3 separate regions of the Homo sapiens genome follow, and regions 2 and 3 are each linked to region 1. A link is a loop called in an ENCODE intact Hi-C map of the cell type or tissue named here. Cell type or tissue: GM12878. All regions are shown on one strand. Region 1 has its middle 79 kb from the start of MYO3B. Region 2 has its middle 23 kb from the start of MYO3B. Region 3 overlaps MYO3B (myosin IIIB).

Evidence for each region. Hi-C counts contacts between places; a loop is a spot of excess contacts. Peaks named below come from ENCODE experiments on the same cell type or tissue, not always from the same donor. Only the 100,000 strongest peaks of a DNase experiment are listed, where the experiment ranks them.
Region 2: a loop joins it to region 1, with 1.9 times the contacts of the local background. A loop is called at or near these places in 3 of 110 quality-filtered maps.
Region 3: a loop joins it to region 1, with 2.1 times the contacts of the local background. A loop is called at or near these places in 3 of 110 quality-filtered maps.

Annotation. Positions count from the first base shown.
Region 1 is chr2:170,095,564-170,103,563 of GRCh38, forward strand. No RefSeq gene overlaps it. Among named protein-coding and RNA genes, the nearest start is that of MYO3B, 79 kb to the right of the region's middle. In GM12878, no CTCF peak of the experiment used is centred here; a DNase peak (open chromatin) is centred at 3,549.
Region 2 is chr2:170,151,151-170,159,150 of GRCh38, forward strand. No RefSeq gene overlaps it. Among named protein-coding and RNA genes, the nearest start is that of MYO3B, 23 kb to the right of the region's middle. RefSeq lists a silencer at 4,374-4,423. In GM12878, no CTCF peak of the experiment used is centred here; no DNase peak of the experiment used is centred here.
Region 3 is chr2:170,210,804-170,218,803 of GRCh38, forward strand. It overlaps MYO3B (myosin IIIB), which reads left to right. Exons shown (of 35, transcript NM_138995.5): 4 at 3,576-3,680; 5 at 3,926-4,025; 6 at 6,516-6,592. Among named protein-coding and RNA genes, the nearest start is that of MYO3B, 37 kb to the left of the region's middle. RefSeq lists enhancers at 3,310-4,001, 4,002-4,693. In GM12878, no CTCF peak of the experiment used is centred here; DNase peaks (open chromatin) are centred at 2,178 and 3,958; H3K4me3 peaks cover 1,395 bases; H3K27ac peaks cover 2,630 bases.

The DNA.
Region 1 (8,000 bases):
GGAAAAGAGTCAAGAGCCCAGAAAGAGAGCTGTGCATATATGAACACTGATTTATAACAAGGGAAGTACTGCACAGCAGTGGAAAGAGGATGAGCTTTTCAATACATGATACAATCTATATTGGATCTCATCACACCATACAAAAATCTGTTCCAGTTAGATGGTAGCCCTAAGTACAAAAAGCAAAACAATAAAGATACTGGAGGATGTCATGGTCATTAATGTCGCCCACCAAATATTTCTAGTTCCTTTTCGGGTCCATGCTAGGATTATAATTCCCTACCCCTTGAAATTGTGTATAGCCACATAACTTGCTTTGGCTAATGTCATGTGACTGGAAGTGATATGTGCTACCTGCGGAATTTTTCAAAGCCAGTGAGTGATCATTCTGTTCTTTTTCCCACTGTAATGACAATTTGCGATGTTCCAGTTGTCAGCCTAGGTCTCAGTTTGAGAACAAGCCAATCTGGCTGGATGAGCAAAATAAACATGAGCAAAAGTAAACCCAGTGTTTTAACGTGATGAGATTCTTGGAGTTGTTGAAACGTAACTTGGATTATGCATATTGATAGAAATTGCTAGGAGGAACAGGATGCTTTTGTAGCAAAAAGTTATTAATATATGTATTAATGATTTAAAAGTTGATGGTAGGTGATAATGAAGGATGAAAGGGAGATCCATGTTATCCAGGAGCAAAGTATTTGTTGAGCTGTTGTGTGCAGTAAATTATAAGATAATAACACACCGAATGAATTTGTGACTATAAGGGAAAGAACTGGAAAACAGAATGTGTTGCCTGGCAGTGTTTGCATTACACAGGGTATTACGTGGAAGAGATAAACTCATATATATGTAAATGGCCATTTGGTAGCAGAAATAAAAAATAATATAGTCTAGAAATTTGGGGGATTTAAGAGTTGGAAAACACAACTGCTCTTAACCATAACCACTAACAGATAAACCTGAGAGAGCTTTGAGCAACAAAGATTAAACTCAGCCTTGTGGCAAAGATTAAATGAGATTATGGTCTTGACACCATAGTTAAAACCTCTGAAAAGCTTCTGTGAAAGTGTTTGTCTCAGAATCAAGGTCCAACTAAGGGTGCGTAGCAGTACATCCTTTCAATTAGACAAAATGGTTTAAGGAAAAGAGACTAAAAGTGTGACTGTCTCACTGAAGTCCTGATAAATTCAATTTATCTGAAAATAAGTTGAAAGAGAGTCATGGAAACTAGAAAGCAATGAATAGAGCAAATCTAAGGAGAATGTCTAGAAAGGAGCTGTTGATGTAGCTTTTGAAACATGGAACTGATTGGACTCCAATATATAAAAAGTGTATGTTTTTAGGAGGGTTGTGTTGTTAAACCATAAATGTAGATATTAAAAGTCTGTGACTCTTTGGGACTTGAAATGACTTTGTACTACCAGCCATATATGGGAAAGAAGCTGAGAGAACTGCACAACTCTCAAGGAGGCATATTCTCAAATGCCCACTCCAGATGCAGACCAAGAGTATAATGGGAAGGGAATATATTCCCAGAGCCTGGAGCCACAAGCTACTAAGAACAATGGACAAAGGAGCTCTTCCCAAGGAGCAGAATCTGGACCTAATCGAGAAATATTACATACCCACCTCTAGAGGGACTTCAGAGTATCTTCCCAGCCACATTTCAAAATTGCTATGAATCAGTGACTGCTGTGTTTAATTTTCTTTCTTTCTTTCTTTCTTTTTTTTTGAGACAGTCTTGCTCTTGCTCTGTTACACAGGCTGGAGTGCAGTGGCACAATCTCAGCTCACTGCAACCTCCACCTCCCAGGTTCAAGTGATTCTCCTGCCTCAGCCTCCCGAGTAGCTGGGATTACACGTGCATACCATCACACCCAGCCAATTTTTGTATTTTTAGTAGAGACAGGATTTCACCAAGTTGGCCAGGCTGGTCTCAAACTCCTGGCCTCAAGTGATCAGCCCACCTTGGCCTCCCAAAGTGCTGGGATTACAGGTGTAAGCTACCACACCCAGACTAATTTTCTAATTTTCCAATTGGAAGTGTTTATTGTTATTATCTAATCCCTTTTCCCTTATTATATATTCACATTTTGTTTTCTATGTAATTAAACTTTTTTACTAAAATAAATGTTTTTCTCTGCAACAAATTTTTAATAAATATGATTTTTAAAATGTATATTAAATCACTTTGTATTTCTTCTCTTAAAGTGTTCTAAGGAAAACTAATCATTAAAATAAAAACTCCAGGGATTACAGGCTTTAGTTAGATATAAAGAAGCAAAGGTCAAAGTTAAGTAAAATATTTTGTCTCAAAGGAATATAACAATTGTAAGTAAAATATATATAAGCAAGTACCAAAGGTTAATAAGAAAATTTAGATGAAATAAAATGAAAGGTTTTTGGCCTAAAATATTTGAGAATTCCTGTCTGAGGTCAAATATTTTCTTTTGATTTTATTTCATTGTTAATATTGGCCCATATACTCTAGCTAGTTTCCTTTAAAAAATAGATTATAGTTCTTTTGCCAGCCATTTGCCGTTAAATTTTCTAAGTTATCCAAACTAGTTATATTATATGGATACTTTAAGAGAATCATAATTATGTAAATTTACCTCTAGGCTTCTCTTTTCTTATATGACATTTGGGTTTTTTAAGTTTATGAGTCTTTCAGTGACCTTTACAATACTTCAGATCAGTGCCCCTCACTTTAGTTTTTCCAAAGGAGAGATCTACGGTAGATGATTATGTAGAGATGATCCCATCATCTTGGAGACCCAGATCTACACAGATTGGTTGCTTGCCTGGAATGGGTATTATAGTCAAGCAATTTCTCCTTAATGTTCTTAGTTATTTAAAGGAACAGTTGCTTCAAAGAAATTACTTTCTCTGTAATTTTCTATGATAACATATAATATATAATTATATGTATTATATATAATAATATATAATTATAATATATAACAGTGAGAGATCCCCAAAGTTCCTGACACACTGGAGAGTCTGGTTTAGAGACAGTTCAGGAACAACCTTCCTCCACTGACTTTCCCCACACCCACTACTCTCTGTATGTGCTCCTAGACTGGGCTTTGAACTTGCCCTCTACTTACTGTTATCCTCCTTAAAAGCAAACTCTGTACTATAAATGGTAGCAAGAGGGAGATCTTTGTGGCGACTGAAAGAATCTTGTTTGACTGCAGTAATGAATGGTTACACAGAACCCCATGTGATAAAATGACATAGAACTGTTCACACTACCCATATCAGTTTCCTAGTTTTTATATTGTACTATGATTATGTATGATGTAAACATTGGGTGAAGGATATTGGGACCTCTCTGTACTGTCTTTGTTTGCAAACTTCTGCAAATCTATAATTATTTCAAAATAAAAAGCTAAAAAAGAAAAAAAAAGACAGGTAGTTCTGTCCATTCCATCTCTCTTTGTTTTTGACCTGCTCGTTGACAGCATATTTGAGGCCTTTCTCAATATCCTCTAATTGTGTTTAACCATCAGCCTTGAAGGTTTATTTTTCTTGGTTTCAGTTCTGCTTGTTTCTAGATTTCACTGGCTTACTTCCAATTCTAATACTACTCTGGCCCCCACCGCTATACTTATGTCATCATTTGGAAAGAAAGATAGATATACAGTAGGAAAAAAATGTACCTACATATGGCCACACATAAAGATTTATAGGTCAGAGATTCATTAGTCAGGGGACTGAACAATGACCAGATGGGCTTGGCGAGGTGGTTCACGCCTGTAATCCCAGAACTTTGGGAGTCCCAGGCAGTTGGATCACCTGAGGTTGGGAGTTCGAGACCAGCCTGACCAACATGGAGAAACCCCATCTCTACTAGAAATACAATATTAGCCGGGCGTGATGGTGCATGTCTGTAATGGGAGGCTGAGGCAGGAGAATCACTTGAACCCGGGAGGCAGAGGTTGCAGTTAGCAGAGATCGTGCCACTGCACCCCAGCCTGGGTAACAAGAGCGAAACTCCGTCTCAACAAAAAAAAAAAAGAAAACCAGGTGAACTTTTATTTTTATTTACTCGCCCATAGACTGTATTTACTTAAGTTCTATGTTCTTATGTTATTCCGTCCAAAAAACCTCCAAGGCATACAATCTTCTACATTTCACCAATAAGAAAACTACAACAGTAACAGAAATAACTGCCTCAGATGATTCAATCAGTGAATGGTCTGACCCAACATGGCGCTAACTCTTTCAGATCTTTCAGCTGTAACTGTTTAAATTAGCCATGAATACGACAAAGATCAAATGCAAACAGGCAGTGTACCTAAAAGAACTATCAAGCATTTCTGTTTTCTGTGGAAATTGATGGCAGGAAGTGGGATAGAGGGATATAGAAGTGTTTTATGTATTTATTTGTTTTAAAGCAATGTGTATTTATTGAGGGCCTCATGTTTAAGGCCCTATGTCGGTTGTTTCCAGCAATACAAAGAAGTCAAAAGTCCGGGTACTCAAGGAGGTGATATTATAGTTGGTGAAACATTAATTTACCTGTAAAATAAAAAACTAAGTAATGATACAATTACAGTATGAACCACAGATGGCTAGCAGAGTAAAAACTATAAATGTCCCAGCATTAGAGACATTGATATTATTGAGAAATACAGACTTTGATGAAGGGGAAAGGAAACAAAAGATACAATAGAAGGTGGGAAGTGGAGGATGGATGTTCTCAATCTGCTAGAAGGAAATGGAGGCAATTGTTATGAGCATAGACTTTTTTTTAATCATACAACTTTATTCTCATTTAAGAAAATTTTTGTGGGTACATAGTAGGTGTATATGGGCATAGACTTTTAGATCAGATAAATCTGCGAGTAAATCTGTTGTCCATCTTCAAAGTAGGTCTTTGATCTTAGGTAAGTGATTTAGCCTCTCTGGTCTCAGTTTTCTTGTCTAGAAAATGAGGATTATAATGGCACTGATTTCTGGGGTCACTGGGAAGATTAAATAAGGTAGAACAGGACCTCCTCCCCTACCTGATGTTGGTTACTGCAAATATCTTCCTCACCGGGTTATCTGTTTTATTTGAATTTTGCCTATAGTGTTGTTCCTGGGGGAGAAATGTTTAGTTTTGGTATCAAATTTATCAATTGTTTATTAGTTTGTCCTTTTGGGGTGACTTATTTAAATTAGTTAAAAGTACCTGGAAACCTGGTAGCAAAATGAGAAAATAATATAAATAATTCACATAACCAGAAATCTGTATTATTATTATGTGGATGAAAGAAATGCTCATCCTCACTAACAGGGAAATACAGGCTAAAAGCATAATGACATACTATTCTAGAAAGCATTAGGATTTCCTTGCTGGCAGTACTTGGCAAAGATAAATATGAATACTTTATGACCCAGCTATCCCAATCCTAGATATATATTCCAGAGATACTTTTTTTTACACAGGAGATGGGTGAGAGAATATTCTCCGCAGTGTTTTTTGTTATTCAGCACAAAAGGAAGAGACATATTTTTTTTTGAGTGGTAGATACATGCTGAGGAAACTCTGCGGCTGTCAGATGCGCACATGGTAACAGAGATAATTGTTCAAAAACATGACGCTGGGTGAAAAAAGAAAAAGGAATAAGATCTATAGCCCAAGCCATTTATGTATACTAAAATGTATACACATTAAAAAAACTCTATATAAGTTTAAAGAATACAATCGACATCCAAGCATAGTTTCAGGAACATTCTCTAGGAACTTATGTTTGGGGGCAAGAGGAGGACAGGAAGAGAAGAACTGGGGACACTGGGGAAAAGAACAAAACCAAACCATAGACATACCTTGTGCAAATAGGGGATGATTATCCTAGCTCTCTCACCCTAAGACCAGCACTCCCTAAATAAAAGTATACTCCATGTTTTTAAGGACCACTAGTGTAGTCATAGTGTCAATAGTTACTGTCAGTGATAGGTAACAGTGGTGAGTAAAATATGGGTGAAGCTGATGCAAATTTTATAAAACAAGAAGACTTATAGAGATCTAAAGATATTTGTAAATGACTGTTAATTAGATACAGTTAAATCAACACATGTTTCAGGTCATTCTGCTAGTGTTCAACTGGTTAATGCCAAATGCAAACTGCAATTTCAAAATGCAGTTTACAAATGTTTCAAGACATAATAGCACTCTATTTTCTTTTTATGTTTATTATTATTAAATTTTTTGGTGTGGAACAAATTTTCAGAAAAGTACATAATTCCTAATTGTTTACTTTAGTGAGTTATCACAAAGTAAACATATCATCACCAAGTCTTGGGCTATAGATCTTGGGCCATATGGCTTGGGCTATAGATCTTATTCCTTTTTCTTTTTTCACCCAGCGTCATGTTTTTGAACAATTATCTCTGTTACCATGTGCACATCTGACAGCCGCAGAGTTTCCTCAGCATGTATCTACTACTCAAAAAAAAAATATGTCTTTTCCTTCTGTGCTGAATAACAAAAAACACTGCAGAGAATATTCTCTCACCCATCTCCTGTGTATATAGAACACAGCAGAGATGCCAGAGGCCCTCCATGACCTCACCCAGATGCTACATCCTTTTTCCTTTCCAGGCGCAATTACTGTCTTCCAACACCATAGCTTAGCTTTGCCTGGTTTTGAACTTTTGTTTAGAATTTTTAAATGCCTTAGTACTATAGAAATTTTAAAAAATCTAAAGTTGAATATTAGACCTATATTTGAGATTTCATTTTATAAATAGTGTTTTCTTAAAAAAAATCTTCATTTCCAACGGTTTATTGCTAGTATTTAAAAATCCAGTGATTTTTGTGTGTTGGCCTGATATGTTGTGACCTTATCAAACTCACTTATCAGTTCTAGGAGATGTTTTTTCTTTTTTTTTTTGTGGTAGCTTTTTTAGGATCTTCCATGTGGATAATTATGTCATCTGTGAATAGAAACAGTTTTTTTTCCTTTCTAATTTGTATGACTTTTATTACTTTTTCTTGCCTTATTGCACTGATTAGGATATGCAGTCAGGGATAAGAGAGATAACAGCAGATCCTTCCCTTGGTCCTAATCTTCAGAAAAAATTACCCAGTCTTTAACCACTAAGTATAATGTTAGCCGTATTTTTTTTTTAGTTGTCCTTTCACAGGTTAAGGAAGTTTACTTCTATTTTTTAGTTTGCTGCTAGTTTCAGTTATGAAGAGATGTTGAATTTGTCAAATTCTTTTTTTGTGACAATTGGTACAATCTTTACACCATGTATAGGGTAGATTACATTTATTGACTTCTCCCCCTCCCCATGGAAGTTATAAAAGGATTGCTTTTTTGTTGTTTTACATTTTAAGTTCCAGGATACACACGCAGTACATGCAGGTTTGTTACATAGGTAAACGTTTGCCATCGTTGTTTGCTGCACCTATCAACCCATCACCTAGGTATTAAGCCTCACGTGCATTAGCTATTTATCCTGATGCTCTCCCTCCCCCCAGCCCCTGACAGGCCACAGTGTGTGTTGTTCCCCTCCCTGTGTCCATGTGTTCTCATTGTTCAGCTCCCACTTATAACTGAGAATATGTGGTGTTTGGTTTTCTGTTCCTGAGGATAATGGCTTCTGGCTCCATCTATGTCCCCACAAAGAACATGATCTCATTCCTTTTTATGGCTGCATAGTATTTCATGGTGTATATGTACCACATTTTCTTTATCCAGTCTATCATTGATGAGCATTTGTGTTGATTCCATGTCTTTGCTATTGTGAATAGTGCATTTATTATTGAAATCAGTCTTATATTCCTAGGATAAATCCTAGTTGATGTTAGTGTACTATTATTATTTATTTATAATGCATTCAATTAACTAACATTTCATTGAGGAATTTTGCGTCTATGTTGATGAAGGATATTGGTCTATAGTTTCCTTGTATTGTCTTTGTCAAGTTTTAGTATCAGGGTAGTGCTGGCCTCATAAAATGAGATGTTTTCTGAAAGACATTGTATAGAATTAGTA
Region 2 (8,000 bases), 56 kb after region 1:
GCATGCCCTTGTCAGCTTCCCTGCTCCTCTCCTGATGCTTCCTGGGATCACTTCCCAAATAAATTACTTGCACTTAAAAAAAAAAAAAAAAAAAAAAGAAATGTATGTGTATAATAGTTAAGGCAGGTGTTCCTGATCAGTGACTGGCTTTTTTCCACAAAAGACATTCAGGGACCTACTTCCTTGCCCTCTTGGGGCTTCGCCATCCCCTCATAGCTACTTCTTGAAAGCTTTGGCATAAATGGCACACATTACTTCTCACTTTCCATGGAGGAGAATGTTGATATATAGCCACATGGAACTGCAACAGAGGCTGAGAAATCAGTCTAACCACATATGCTACAAGCATGTTCCTATGCAAAGAAAGAACAGCTTCAGATGGATAATTAGTGTTGTCTAATGCTTACAGAGTCACAAATATCCCAGTACCTAACATAGTGCCAGGTATGGAGTGAATTGTTAAGTATTTATGGAGGAAGGAAGGGAGAGAGGGAGGCACACCAGTCCGGGTGTATGGCCTAACCATTGACAGGCAGATGGGACTGTCTGTGAAGGATCATGCAACCCCATCTTGCCATCTGAGGTTTAATCTTTGCAGTACTAAGTAATTGTTTGTGTCCCTTGGATTCTGTAAATGTTGTACTACAACTGTACACATGTCCTCTTTGACTTTTATAGGCCTGGGGGAAGAAAATTAAACATTCTTCATTTTACTTAGGTAATTAATTCATTCCTTTTGTCACTTATATGTAAGTCAATGGGAAGGAGGAAACAATATAAGAGTAACTGGAACACAACCTTCCTAAGCATATAGGCTCAGAGTTGTCAGAATCATCTCACAGAACAGTGAGAGAACATGCTCATGTTTCTCTGAGCTCTCTTCTGCCTTTAAGGTGTATCTTAAACGGACTTTATAAAGGTCATCTTCATTACAGGACTTTGAAGCAATTCCGAATGGCACTCTCTAGGTGCTGCCTGTGTCTGGCTGAGGAGGAAGACTGTGCAGTTACCTCCCTGGCTGCACATATGGCGCCTCTCTGTTCAGTCACCTCTCACCACCCTCTGCTGTTTTGGTGACCGTGTGGGGAAATTCCATGTTGGAATCTGAAGAAATCCACTTTACCATTGAGGACAGTGCTAAGGGCCCAGTGGCTGAGGGGGAAATCCTTGGGACAATGTTGAACACAGTTAATGCAGGGAGGGAAGAGAAGCCTGGCACTCATGGCTACCACTCTGCCTTACTCAGAAGGTGAAGAAGAGAGGATGAGTAGAGAGGTCTACTGGTGGAACAGAAATGATGGGGAATGGACTGGTATCTGCTTTAGGGCCCTGTGGAGCTGCAAGGCTGGTTCACGCTTGCCCCAATGTACCTACCAGACTGAGGGTCTGAACTGCCATCTTAACCTGACTCTTTCTCTTGGAGGGACTTCCAGTGGTGGGTGTGTACAGTCTGCTAGACACAGTGCCTAACCAACCATGAAAGATGGCTTGGCTGGGATTCCCAGCAGTGGACTGGGGTGACTTCCTAAAACAGAACACAGGCTCCACCTCTAAGCAGGGTGTGGGAGTCTAGACAGGAAGGGAAAATAAAAATTAAAAAAAAAAGATTTCTCAATTATATCATATCTGGCCCAAATGACATAAAACCAGTCTAATTACTTGAGATACATGGTCTAGGAAAGAATTTAATATTTATCAGTCTAGTACTACAAGAGAAAATTTATTTTTGAGCATTTGATACTTTGACATTTCTGGATTGAGTCGAAACAATAGGCCACAGGCTCCTTTTTCTTCCATTCCATGTCATTCCATTTCATTCCGCTATATCTTTTTTCCTTTCATAATATTAGCGCATACTTAATGTTTCATAGTGTGCTTGTGTTTTTCTGCTTCAAGTGGAATATTGCTTAAGTTGTAATCACTACAGCAAGCACTGAAAAAAAACTATACAGGGATATAGTAAGAAAACAAATACATTAAATAGAATAATAAAAAAATGCTTAACCCAAAAGAAGGCAGGGAAAAGGAAAGTAATTCCAGTTAATACTAATTAAAAGCAGAGATGGTCAAATAGATTTTTAAAAAGGATCCAACTTAGAAACAAACAAAACAAATAAGATGGTAGAACTAAATCCAAACTGATCAATAATTATATTAAATGTAAATGGTCTAAACACACCAACTATATGCTGTCTACAAGAAATTTCACTTCAATCATAGTTATACAGGTAGAGGACAGGAAAAGATTGCACTGTGTCAATTTTTTTTTTTTTTATGCTGTGTAACCGATTACTACAAGTAGTGGTTTAAATGCTATGTAACAGGTTACTACAGATAGTGGCTTAAATGCTGCGTAACAGATTACTACAAGTAGTGGTTTAAATGCTAAGTAACAGATTACTACAGGTAGAGGCTTAAATGCTATGTAACAGATTCCTGTAAGTAGTGGTTTAAATGCTATGCTACAGATTACTACAGGTAGTGGCTTAAATGCTGTGTAACAGATTACTACAAGTAGTGGCTTAAAACAACACATATTTATTATCTCAGGGGTCAGAAGCCTGGGTATGGCTTAGTTGGTTACTTTACTTCAGGGCCTCACCAAGTTTTAACCCTCAGGGTCTTGGATGAAGCTGTGGCCTCATCAGAAGCTTGGGGGTGGATGATGGTGGGGGGAAGTGCAGAATCTGATTCCAAACTTCCTCAGGTTGTTGGCAGAATTTATTTCCTTGTGGCTGCAGGACTGAAGCATAAGTTTCTTATTCACATACATTTGTCAATGTAGATGAAACAGACTAGGTCCTCAGAAAACCAGAAGTTACCAAAACTAACCCAAGACAAAATAGATAATCTGAATGATCTTATAATTATCAAAAGTAATTGAATCCATAATAAAAAATCTTTAAAAACTAGAGTTTCAGTAAGTCTATCAAATATTTAAAAAAGAAATCAATCCTCAACAATTTCTTTCAGGAAATAGAAGAGAAAGAAATACTTCCCAACTCATTTTATGAGGCTAGCATTACACTGAAAGCAAAACTAGACGAAGGCAGTAACAAGACAAGGAAACTGCAGGTCAATATCCTCATGACCATAGACACAAAACCCCCCAACAAATTATTAGCACAACAATCCAGCAATATAAAAAAAGAATACTACGCCACAACCAAGTGGAGTTTATCCTGAGAATGCAAAAATAGTTCAGTCTGTGAAAATCAATCAATGCAAGTCACCCTATTAATAGTCAAAAGAAAAAGCACATGATTATATCAATTGATGCAGAGAAAGCATTTAAAAAATTCAACATTCACTCATGAAAAAAAAACAGCGAACTAGGAATAGAAGGGAAATTATTATTATTTAATTATTTTTGAGACAGGGTCTTGCTCTGTTGCCCAGGCTAGAGTGCAGTGGCATAAACATGGCTCACTGCAGTCTTGACCTCCTGGGCTCAACCAATCCTTTTACCTCCACCTCCCAAGTAGCTGGAACCATAGGTGTATGCCACAATGCCCAGCAACTAATTTTTTAAGAAATTTTTTATAGAGATGAGGCCTTGCCATGTTGACCAGGGAGGTCTTGCACTCCTGGGCTCAAGCAAGTTTCCTGCCTCAGCCTCCCAAAGTGCTGGGATTACAGGCATGAGCCATTGTGCCTAGCTGTGGCTCATGCCTGTAATCTGTAATTCTTAAACCTGATAAAGGATACCTACAAAAAGCCTTGAATGTGGCAAAAACAACAAAGAGTTCTCAAATGCTGGGCAACACTGCACAGTACAATTGCTTTCCTTGTCCTAGTGTAGTGCAGCAATAAAATCCCAAGGCATCACCCTTTCCAAAATTGCGCTTATTGTTCCTGATAGTCTAGTGACCAGCAGTTGGCGAGAACATGAGTGCAACAAAAGTGAGCTCTGGATCTTTATTATGTAGCACTGGGATCGGGACTGCACACTCTGTGTCTTACTGTGACTACATCGTGCAGAAATGGGGTGGTGAAAAGAACATTAAGTTGGTGGAGAGGCACTTTGCTGAACAAGGATATAGGCGCTGATAACAAGGCTGTGCATCAGGAAGCTGGCAGTTAATCCGATCTTGGGCGCCTCCTGGGAACCAGAGCCAGCAATCAGCATCACGCAGAAAAACAGCAGGGATCTGGAAATGAGATTTCTGAAAGTCAGGAAGTTGGCAGTTGAGTCAGAGCTGCAGAACCAGCTGGAATAAGAACCTTTAGCTATCAGTACCAAGTAACAAAGCAGCAAGGAAGAGCTCACTAAAGGGACCATGGAGAGTTTTTTTCATTGTTTTTTTTTTTTAAATGAAGGGACTCAGAAATAAAAAACTTTGCTTAATTATTGTTACAGCCAGCCAGAGATTCGAAACAGCAGAGTCATAAAGAGAAATGTCTCATGAAGGTTATTCTCTCATGCAGACAAGTGCACTTGAATTTGTAGTCAGACACTTCTGCTTTTGAGCTTGTTTCTGTCAACCAGACTTTCCACACTTTCTTCTTAATGACTGGAACTTCTGACTTTCCCAAGCTTTTCCATGAGAAGTTGGGTCTCTCAGTCAGTTCAAGCAGAAAAAAAAAAGAAAAGTTTAACAATGAGGCAAAGTTGGAAGTATAATTTCAGGCGTTCTAATCTTCAGCACACACTTAAATTCCTGTCCTCCTCTGGAATTGCTAACAGAATGCGTCAGTTTAATTGCTCAAAGAATGTGTCAGTTAAAGCTTAGCTTAACTATAGTTCTGAAGTTGAGCTGCTCTGGTTCTCAAGATGCCCTAAGCAAAGAAAAGTACAGAATTTTGCAGAGGCAAAGAAGTGGTACGGAAAAGTCTCAGAAACAAGCCAGCTCTTCCTGGAAAGAAAAATCACTGGGTCTCTCGGTGGCCAACAGCAGAACTCCAGCTTTTTATTTGAGACTCACAGCCTTCAAAGCAGCACGTGTGATAGAGAGCACCCATTATGGACATCCGACGACCTGGGTTCAGACCCACATTTGCCCCTCTGAGATAGTGGTGATGGTGGACTCTTGATTCAGGCAGTCTGGATTCAAGGGGCAAGTCTGATATTTTCTTATTGTTGACCATGAGCAACTTAGTTCACCTCTTTGTGCATCAGTTTCCTTATCTATAAAACGAGATGATAAGCATATCTACCTTATAGAGTTGTTGTGAAGATTAAATGAATTCCTACTGCATGTGTAAAACGTCTGGAACCATACCTAGCTCATTGTAAGTGCTATATAAACGTTTGCTGTTATTATATACTAACTAGGTACTAGGATAATTTACCTGTCTGGTTTCAGCTTCCTTAGCTGTAAAGCTAGAGTGCTGGTTCTCAAAATGTGGTCTGGAGACCTCTAGCATCAAAATAACCTAGAGTATCAGTTTAAATAAAATCTCTTAGAGCATGGCCTGGAAAGGAGCTTATAAAAATGCTTTCAAAGTCATTCTTATGCATGTTTATCTAATCATAGGAGAACCCACATAATTAAATGAGCGTTGAGTTCATTCTAACTGTTGGCATTGAGTTGCTTTGGGAAGAAGAGAGAAATTATGCCCTGAGAGGCACAAGCACTGACCCTCTGACAAGAGAATGGAAAGCCGAGCCTGAGCTGTAGACAGGCAGTGCCCATCTCAGCAGTGAGTGGGAATCATGGCCTGGAGATGGGTGAGTCGCCTTTTTCATAAATGTCCATGGACTGCTCATGGAATGACCTGATAAAATTCTCCTTCCCAGTTGTATGGACTGAGAGTGAGCCCTTGAATCTTTGTGGCAATAAACAAAAAAAGTAACTTGTTGGAAGTTGGAACTAACTTCTCTGTCTTCTGTGCTCCCATTCACATTATTTCTATCCTATTATAATTCACATCCTACTGTATCACAGTGAAGTACTATGTGTATCTCCTCCTGAAACTATGAGCTTCTTAAATATAGAGGGAATACCTATATTCCCTCATCATTGGATTCCTCTCTTCCTCCTCCTTTGCCCTAACATTTAGCACAGTGATTTGCATGTGGTCGTTCTTTAGTAAGTGTTTGTTGAATGAATCAGCAGAAGACCCTGTTTGAACTGAGTCACTGGGATGGTGTTTACAAGTCTGTGATCCCAGGCAATGTACACTGTAATCGATGAGACCCACAGAAACAAAGGCAGTGGAAAAATCCTGCCTCCATCACAAAGGCCTTTGCAGTATTAATACAGTGGAAGATATAAATCTTAATTAGTAGCAGGAAAAAGTGATGATGTATCAAGGTTCTCAAAATGTCAGCTGGTGGCTGCTCAATCCATTCATTTATAGCTGCTAACCATAGCACTGTGATACTGAAACCAATACTGCTAATTAAAGGTGTAATGACAATCAGCCAGCTCACTGTTAATTGATTCTTAATACTTCAATTACTTGTTTTTATGCCAGTCGAATTTAATCAAAGGAGGTCAGAGAGTCATACAAGGCTTATAATTTTTAAATGATTTGCATACATTAACTTTTATGGGCATCATTTTCAAAAGTCAAGTGAAAAGATACCTATATTCATATATACTTTACTTGCTCATTAAAACTTTTGGAAAATAAAGTTAATCCATGATGACAAATAGATATAAATATTTCAACAACAAGGGGGAAATTTTGTTACACCTTAGACTTTGGTTCTATATTCTGTTTCTTTATCCTCTGCTGGAAAATAACCCCTGGATTTTTAATAACTTAAGGAAAACTTTCACTTGGGGCCCATTCTCCATCATCTTATTTTTCGCTTCTTGTTGTTGACAAGTTTTGAGGGGAAAGTGGTTTACAGATCCTCTGTAACCCTTACAATGTGGCTTCTGCCTCCTTTGCATATTTGAAAGCCACCATTAGCCTTTACCAGCTTAACTCAAATGGCCTTTTCACGGTCCTCGGTTGTCTTGTAGACTTTAATACTATCGACCACTCTTTCTTTGAAACTCTGCCTTCCTTGGCTAGGATCTCCACTAACCACTCCATCAGAAATATTTTCCAGAAGGAATTAAAATAGCCTGCAAGATAGGCAGGGAATATAAGCATGGAGGCTTACTGGGCTGCAGGAGGCAAGGAAACCCTGGGACAAGAAGTGGTGGCTCCTTCTCAGGAAAAGCTCAATGACCAGCAGGTCAGAACACCCAGACCAAGAGGGATTGGAAAATTCTACTCCAATTCTAGGCCTGTGTTCGTATTGAAGGGGGCAGGCTGGGAGCACATCTCTGGGAGGGTGGGATGCAGATTTTAGGTGCAGAACAATGCTGTGTTGAGTCAAGTCCTTTAAAGAGAGGACCACCAGGGATCCGGTCCACCCTTGGAAATAGGATTGGCAGGAGAGAGAGAAAGCAGACCCCAGGTGGCTGTCTGGGGCACAGGTCTGGGCTTTTCCTGGGTGGTGGAGGTGAGACAGCTCCTCATCTGGAGTTGACTGGAGATTCCCCATGTGGTGTAGATGATATGCACAAAGCCACTTTGCCAAACTCCTCTTTTGACATTTGGGTGTTTTAAAAAAAAAACCACTGTTTGCCAGCTTATACCCACAGTTTGCAGACGGCATCCATGACTACGAGAGGCTGGGGAGGGAAAGAAACTCCCATAATCCCTCTCGGTCTCTTTTCCCATTCAGTCTCCATCCATCTTCCCCAACCCTGATAGTCTCTGGCGATCTCTTGGTGATCTCACCTCTCATAACACCAGCTGGGGAGGCAATGAGCTGTGAGGATTGAGGCCTTCAGAGTTAGGCAGACCCAGGCTGGAAAAGCTGCCTCTTACTCATCCTTCCTAAGCCAGTTTTCTCATCTTTAAATGGCCTTGTTGGGTTGTTGTGAGAATTATATAAAATAAAGCATGCGAAGAGCCCAGCACAGTGGCAGTCACATTGCTGTTTTCCTGATTATTTCAAGCTCTGCCTTCTCTCCATCCCCAAATCCAAATTGTCTAGCCATGAACTCATGTCCAGGCTCTGGGTTCCACACCTCCAGTGGCTTAAAGACATT
Region 3 (8,000 bases), 120 kb after region 1:
AATCTTCCCTTTAAAAAAAATTTGATCCAAGCACTTGTCTTCCATTAGACCAATTAATTAGAGCTTTTTTATAGACATCACACACACAACACATATGTAACTACACAGACAGGCAGAAGAAAACCAGCAGCCATAAGATTTTCATTTGCCCATCTCCTATTTGGATTATTGGCCTCTGGGTGGGGCCCTTTAAGAGACAGGGCTAGGAAAACATGCAGCTTTTAAGGCCTAATAAACAGGCATGACTGGGAGGCAAAATCAGAGTTTGAGAGGGATCTATCCACTTTTAATTCCTGGGGTTCCATGAGAAAAACAGGTTTCTTCCCAAAACGGAGTGGTGCCTTGTCTGTTTTTCCCAAGGAGTCCCATGGCCCCAGGAGTTATCTTAGGGCCTGCCATGCATGCACTGAGAGTGGCAAGCCAAATGGAGAAAAATAATTTAGTCAACTGAGGAAAAGCCTTTTTCCAGCAAAGCAAGATACCCAAAGAGGAAAAAGCATAAAGGCCTTTTAAATAAACCATAACTTGGACATCCACTTTTAATTAAACTGAGCACTCTCTAAGAAAATCCTTTTAACTCCCTTATTACCCGATTTTAGCCATGCCAAGCAGCTAGTATTTCTGGCTTTCAAACTTTACTAACGTTAACCTCGCAGGTGAAACCAACAAGCCTCACTTAAGGTTATTATTTCACTGTGAGCGTATGCGGTATTTTCGAAGGGGATAAGGGTAAGCAATTCTTACAAAATTTAGAACCTTTAGAGGTAACCCAGTGAAAGGAAGATGTAAGAAAAAGGCTAAGCGTTGTTCATGGTGGGGAAGAGAATCAGCAAATGGCAGAAGTCACACAGATATTAACTGGAAAGTACTCATTTCCTAAGCCAGGATTGAACCTAGGCATCATTGTGAAATGAAAAACAAAAAGCATTGCCACATGGTTACAGGTCACAATCCCAAGCACACAAAACAAGATGGAGGCCTGCAGCAAAGTTTGCTGTTGGCCATACAGGAAGTCATGCAAAGCACACCAGATTGGCTACAGCTTAAGACCAACCTCACAAATCCTTTTTCATAATTAAAACTTTACAGAAAATATAAACCCTGATAGTTGGGGTCCTGGCCTGGTAAAATGTTTTCTTAAAAAAAAAAAAAAAAGCCAGCTGGGTTCTGTGGCTCAGGCCTGTAATCCCAGCACCTTGGGAGGCCGAGGCTGGCAGATCACCTGAGGTCGGGAGTTCAAGACCAGCCTGACCAACATGGAGAAACCCTGTCTCTACTAAAAATACAAAATTAGCTGGGTGTGGTGGCGCATACCTGTAATCCCAGCTACTCTGGAGGCTGAGGCAGGAGAATCGCTTGGACCCAGGGGGCGGAGTTTGTGGTGAGCCAAGATGGCGCCACTGCACTCCAGCCTGGGCAAAAACAGTGAAACTCCCTCTCAAAAAAAAAAAAAAAAAAGTCTGGGGGAAGAATCTCTTATTTTTATGCCAGTGAGTTTCTCCAACAGGGAGAGAAACTTGGGAGCTGGGGAGCCACCAGTTTGCCCGTCCAGCCGACATTCCTGACCTCCAGGAATGACATTTTAATATGGGGGGGCATAATTTCTCTACCCTCAGAAGAAGTCGGAGGACAAAAAGGCTTAGAAGCCAAAGGAAAAAGACTTTTTGGTTTGCATGTCACTCACCTTTCCTTAAGCCCTACGCCTGGATGCCAAAAATGTTGCAGAACTTTCTCCTTAGTTCCACCAAAACGGGGTTTTTGTCACTTGACCAGGAAAGATTAGATTGGTAGACACATAAAAGGGTGAGGAGCGGAATTTATTGGGAGAAAAGGAAAAAAAAGAAAGAACTCAGCAAAGTGAGATGGAGTCCTGCTAACAGGCCCTCTACCTCACCGATTGATTCCCAGGTCACCACACGAGCTAAAGAGAGCAGGCTACTTCCCTGCATAAGGCGTGAATTCCCCGTGGCTCCACCCATTTCCCCCAGTGCTCGTGTCTGGCTCCAGTCTGCTGTGGGGATGCCCATACAAGCCTAGGGCACAATTGTTGCCTAATCTGCACAAAGCATCTGATGTAAACACTTGCGGGGCAGGTCAGAGATTCTCTGGGGACCCCCTTTTTATCTGCCTAGGCGTTTGGCTATCTCAGTAGCTTTTAGAATCTGGTGAAAGCTCTGCATTTTCTCCCCAGTAAACTGCAAGATGCATATACAGCATGCTGCCTACAATTTCAGGGTATTTCCATGCTCTGCTCAAAACAGTTAAGAACCTTTGACTTAGGATGGCTTGTAGCAAACCCAAACCTGCACGTTGACTTCTGCAATTAGTAAGAGTCATCTTTGGAAATCCTTAAGTTGATGAAAAAGTATTGTAGCAGGACAAGCCGCAGACAAAACTCCTCAGACACCGAGTTAAAGAAGGAAGTGGTTTATTCCGCCGGGAGCATCGGGCAAGACTCCTGTCTCAAGAGCCGAGCTCTCTGAGTGAGCAATTCCTGTCCCTTTTAAGGGCTCACAACTCTAAGGGGGTCCGCGTGAGAGAGTCGTGATCGATTGACCAAGCAGGGGGTACGTGACAGGGGCTGCATGCACCGGTGGTCAGAGTGAAACAGAACAGACCGGGAAGTTTCACAGTGTCTTTTCTATACAATATCTGGAATCTATAGATAACATATCCGGTTAGGTCAGGGGTCAATCTTTAACTACCAGGCTTAGGTCAGGCAGGCCCAGGCCTGGTTTCGGGTCTGGTTCCTAGGCACCGGGCTACCTGCCTTTTGTTTTGCTTTTCTTTTCTGAGTATAAAACAATATAAAACAATATGAGAGGGTCTGTCTCTCTTCTCTCAGTATAACTGCTTTATGTGCTCAAACTTCAGTTAAGATACAATATATGACAAAGAACAAATATGCAAAATAAAATTAGTGTTTTTAATTACAGACAAAAAAGAGAGAAGAGCATAAAGTTGCTGAGAGCCTAAAATTGAACATTAAAAAGTTAATAAATGCACTTATGATGCAACTTCACTCCATAAACTTTATCTGCAATGGCAGTTCTAGGAAGAACTGCTGGTTGGGCTTCTGATACGTGCTAGCACTGGAGAAATCACTGAAATTTATTCTCTCTCAGGTATCAAGGGCATCCATCTTGCCTCTCCCGGTTTTTCCTTATCCTCAAAATGCACATTAAAAACATAGACAATATTCATATAAAGTGAAAAATATCCAATAAGTTGCCATTATTATTTATATGCTTTTTCTTTCCAAAAATATTCTTTGTAAAAAATTTCTAATTGTGCTTTATATTTTATTTTTATTTTATATTTGGCAATTAAAAAGTTAGCATTTTGAACATGCACTTTCACTCATAAATCATCACCTCAAATAAAAAATACATACGCAAAGAATTAGATTAGACTGGGTAATGGAAATGTGAAGTCTGAGTATTCCAAGCTGGAGTTTTGTAATCTGCAAATTTACTACATTGAATCAGTATCAGTCGGCTTTTCTTAATTTCTTTTTCTTTTCTTTTTCACATGTGGTCTCCTGCTCTCCCTGTGTCTGGCACCTCTTCTTGCAGCTGTGTAATGGGGGCTCAGTCACTGAGCTTGTCAAAGGTCTACTCAGATGTGGCCAGCGGTTGGATGAAGCAATGATCTCATACATCTTGTACGGGGCCCTCTTGGTAAGAACATCTATCAAATGGGGTATGACAGCAGATGGGATGGTTTGTTCATTGCTTGGGTCCTTATTGCATATTAACAATGGGGAAACTGCCCTATGATATGCAAGGATTACTAACAGCAGGAAGGTGTAGCCAAATGTAGACTTTCATGAGACTTTTCAATAGTAGGGTAATTGCTTTAAAATAAGCATGTAAATTTCCCCTTTCTCTTTCCTGTTGTTTGGTGGTGGTGGGATGCCATGCAGGGCCTTCAGCATTTGCACAACAACCGAATCATCCACCGTGATGTGAAGGGGAATAACATTCTTCTGACAACAGAAGGAGGAGTTAAGCTCGTTGACTTTGGTAATGACTGCTTGTCGTTTGTTTTCTTGACGTGTGCAGTTTAGCCAAAGGGGACAATTTATTGCAATCTCAGAAGACTGGGGCTTCTCTGCTACACCATAGGCTGAGGGACTTTTCCAGTCAAACACAAGCTGGAGGGGGTGGGGGCTCCAGATGGATCACCCTAGGAGATGCTGTTTGCTAATCTAGTTTCAGCTTTAGAAGCAATTTTATAAAGATTGAAAATAAAAGTGTTTCAAAAGAAGAACTTGATGGAAAAACTTTTCGGTTTTCTGCTAAGAATTTCACATCTCAGGGCAATTGTCTATAATTTACATTTTGTCATTTCTTCTTTTGCATATGAAAAGAGAAAGCAGTTTGGTCTTTCAAATGACTTTCACTAGCCTTAGGCATACTTATTCCCAGGGAGCAGAAGGTAAAATAGTCCTCTGGGCCTGGGAGCTAACATCCTTTTAAATTGTGTTTACTGCTGCTACATGTGAGGCTGGTTGAACTGGAAACATTAACGGGAAATGGAAGTGTGAGAGGAAATGCAGGGCAATATCACCTAAGGCCAGAGAACTATTAAATATCCCCTTGTAATATCATATGTTGATATTCACAAAACAACAAACCATTTGGTTTTTTTTTTAAGTTTATTGAAGGTTTAGTCTTCTAAATGAGTTCAGCAATAGTACTTCAGAGTCATTGTTACAAATAATGAGAAAACATTTAGTGAAACACTTTAAACGTGTTTTTTTAAAAGAATATTTATTGTCTTATTGCTAAGAAAGAGTTCAGTGTAAACATGTATCAGTTTATCACTTGCTCAGAAGAAATTACTTAAAAATAAATGAGGTTGGTTTAGACGTACTAGTCTATTTTTACTGAAACACAAGCAAAGAAAAATAGCAGAGGGAGCATTTTGTTTAAGTCTTATGCTCCTCTTTATAAGGAATGATATAACTCCAATAATATGCTGTGTGTATGACATTTGAATTGTTTTTGCACGTGATTCTGGGGACTGTAAATATGTTGTGAGGGGAAACAGACTGAAAGGATGAGGATGGGGTGGGAATTGATACTGATGTATTCACTCAGCAGCTTTGCGATTTGACATAGAGTAAATGTTCCTAATCTTTCCATTAGAAGGTTCCTGAACTTTCAGTGGCTGCAAAAGGAATGTCTAGAAATTAAAACCAGAAAGGTATAGTTGTTTTTACCAAAATTGTGGTGGAGGACTTGGTAAAATGGGAAATTATCTAGGTCAAATAGACTTTAAAGAGCTTCTTGGCTCTCTAATAAAGAGAATGTCCGCAGTCATCCCCCAATAAACCCACAGATCCTTGGCAAATCTATGCTCATGTTTCAAAGGTGTGTCCTTTGCTAAGAACACATAGTGTTCAGTTTCTAAGTTTTTGTCATCAATGACATTAGTGGCAACCCTTGTCATTCTCTTAAGGTCTATGTGAGACTTCTGTGTGGTATAAAAGAATACCTTATGTGTGTAAAATGCTTTGCAATTTATAAAGCATTTTCACATTTGTTCTCCTATTTGGTCTTAAGAAGAACCCTCCGTGTTAGGTGTGACTGTTGTGATTATCCCTAGTTTAAAGATGAAAAAACTGAGGCTCAAAGGTGAAGCAATCACATAATTAGTAAAAAGCATAATTGGGATGGAAAACATTGATTTTTAATCCTGTGGACCTTTACGCTCTCGTGATATGAAGAAGACAGTTGGTTAAAGGACATTGGAGTTACATTAGAATTCAGGTCCCCAACATTGAGCCCCAGATAATGTTATTAGTCATTTTCTTTTTCCATTTGACAAACACAGCTTTCTTGCCAGGTTTCCAGGCTTCTAGGCAAGATAAGGCACTGAAATCTTTTTATGTCTACACTGATGCTCTGTTACAGATAGTGCAGCCGATCTTCTTTCTCCATAAAATGAAGCCCCTTATTAAGAAAGAAGTCATGTGAAATAATTTGGAAATATAATAGGATGATATTTTGGATTGATCCTAGTTGTTGATATTTTTCTTTTGATTTTTGCAGTGATATAGACAGGGATGTCCATTAGGGAAAAAAAAAAATCCTAATGATTTAAATAGAGTGATAAATGCTCCAGAGTTGTAGTTTGGCAACTACAGCTAGTGAGCCAAATATGACCTACCTCCTATTTTCATATGGCCTATGAGCTAGGAATGGTTTTTACATTTTTAAATGATTGGAAAAAAAAAACCCAAAATATTCTGTGACGTGAAAATTATATGAAATTCAAATTTCAGCATCTATAAATAAAGTTTTATTGGAATGCAGCCACATTCATTCATTTATGTGTTTACTATGGCTGCTTTTGTACTATTGCAGCAGAACTGAGTAGTTGTGACAGAGACCATATGGCCCACAAAGCCTAAAGTACTTATTTGGCCTTTGTGGAAAAAGTCTGCCGATTGCTGGTCTAGCATCATACTTTGCTCACTTTTGAATTCTGATACTCTTTCCTTATAGGTGTTTCAGCTCAACTCACCAGTACACGTCTGCGGAGAAACACATCTGTTGGCACCCCGTTCTGGATGGCCCCTGAGGTAAGCTGGAAATACCTAGTTCTTTCTTTGCACTTGTTGAATGCCTTGGTACTATGCCTTTTTATGGGTAAGTCATATGCTTTGCAGAATTTTTAGGGAGAAGAAAGTCCATTATCCTCATTGAACTTTAAGAGTACTAGTTTGGTCAGCGATGCTGGTGAGATGTAACCTCAGAAAAGCAAGATTAAGTTATAGCTATCCCACAGGGCACCTTCATGCAATTAGAAGAAAGTGTCCCTCCAGAAGATGCAGCCCCCTCCAAGGGCCATGTCTTGGCAAATTCATCAGCCCTTGTATAAATTAGAAAAAGTCAACTTCCCTGGATACATGCAGCCCCAGAGGTATATGGCTTTGTGAAGAGCCAGATTTCAGCACCAACTGGCCTACAGAACTATATGCGGTGGCCCTGGTTGTTTTTTTGTTACCAGATACATAGCAACTTATCTTGTGTACTTTGTCGGCTCTCTGTAGTGAAACATGGGATTTATTCCTAATTTAGGTTTGGCATCATCACAGAACTCTCTGGAAAATGACGCATGTAGAAGTTTGGGGAACCTTCCAGCTAGATGAGTCTTGCTCTGAAACACCAGTGCAGTTTAGTTTTTCAGGTCATTTAATTCCACAGTATGCTGACCTTTGCCTGAGAGCAGCTTTCTGGATTAAACAAATGGGTTCTTTTAATAAAAGGACTCAGATGGTCACCTCCTTAGATGTCTTTCCATCTCTGCATGATGGTATTTCCTCTGTGTGACTGCCAAAGTGGTCTCCTAACAAAGTAAGTGGTTCACACTAATCTCTGCTTAAATTTCTTCAGTGACCTCCCCCGCCTCCCATCATCTATGGCTCTTTCTTTCATACTGGGTAATGGATAGGCCCATTTTAAAGAAAAAGAAAAATGCTGCAATTTCCAGTGTTTACCTAAATCTTAAATATTTCTTAAATAGGTTTTACAAAACATAAAACTAGATATAAACTCTTTGTCATTTTTATTTGCAGAAGTATAAAACCAAAAGGAAAAAAATGTATTATGAAAAAAAGCTATTATACAATGCCAGTAACATTCAAGTAAGCAGCTCTACTTTTATGAGACAAATGATACTGTTTTGTGACTCTCCATTGTCCTTTGCAGTGTGCTTATGTTTCAGGACACAATAGTATGGGTTATTTTCAGTCTGGCACACCTACAACCACGTACCATGCGGCTACTCAGTTCTCCTACTACTTTATTCCATTTCAGCTAGCATAATCTGTTTGTTCAAACAGCACCTCTTTTGATCTCCAACTGTTACATCTGTGTTGGCTTGGTGCCAACTTAATAGTAAACATAATATGAACACTGTGTGACAAATAGTCATCCAGATGATCTAGACTATGTTTTTACTCCTCCTTCTCCCATTATTATTATTAT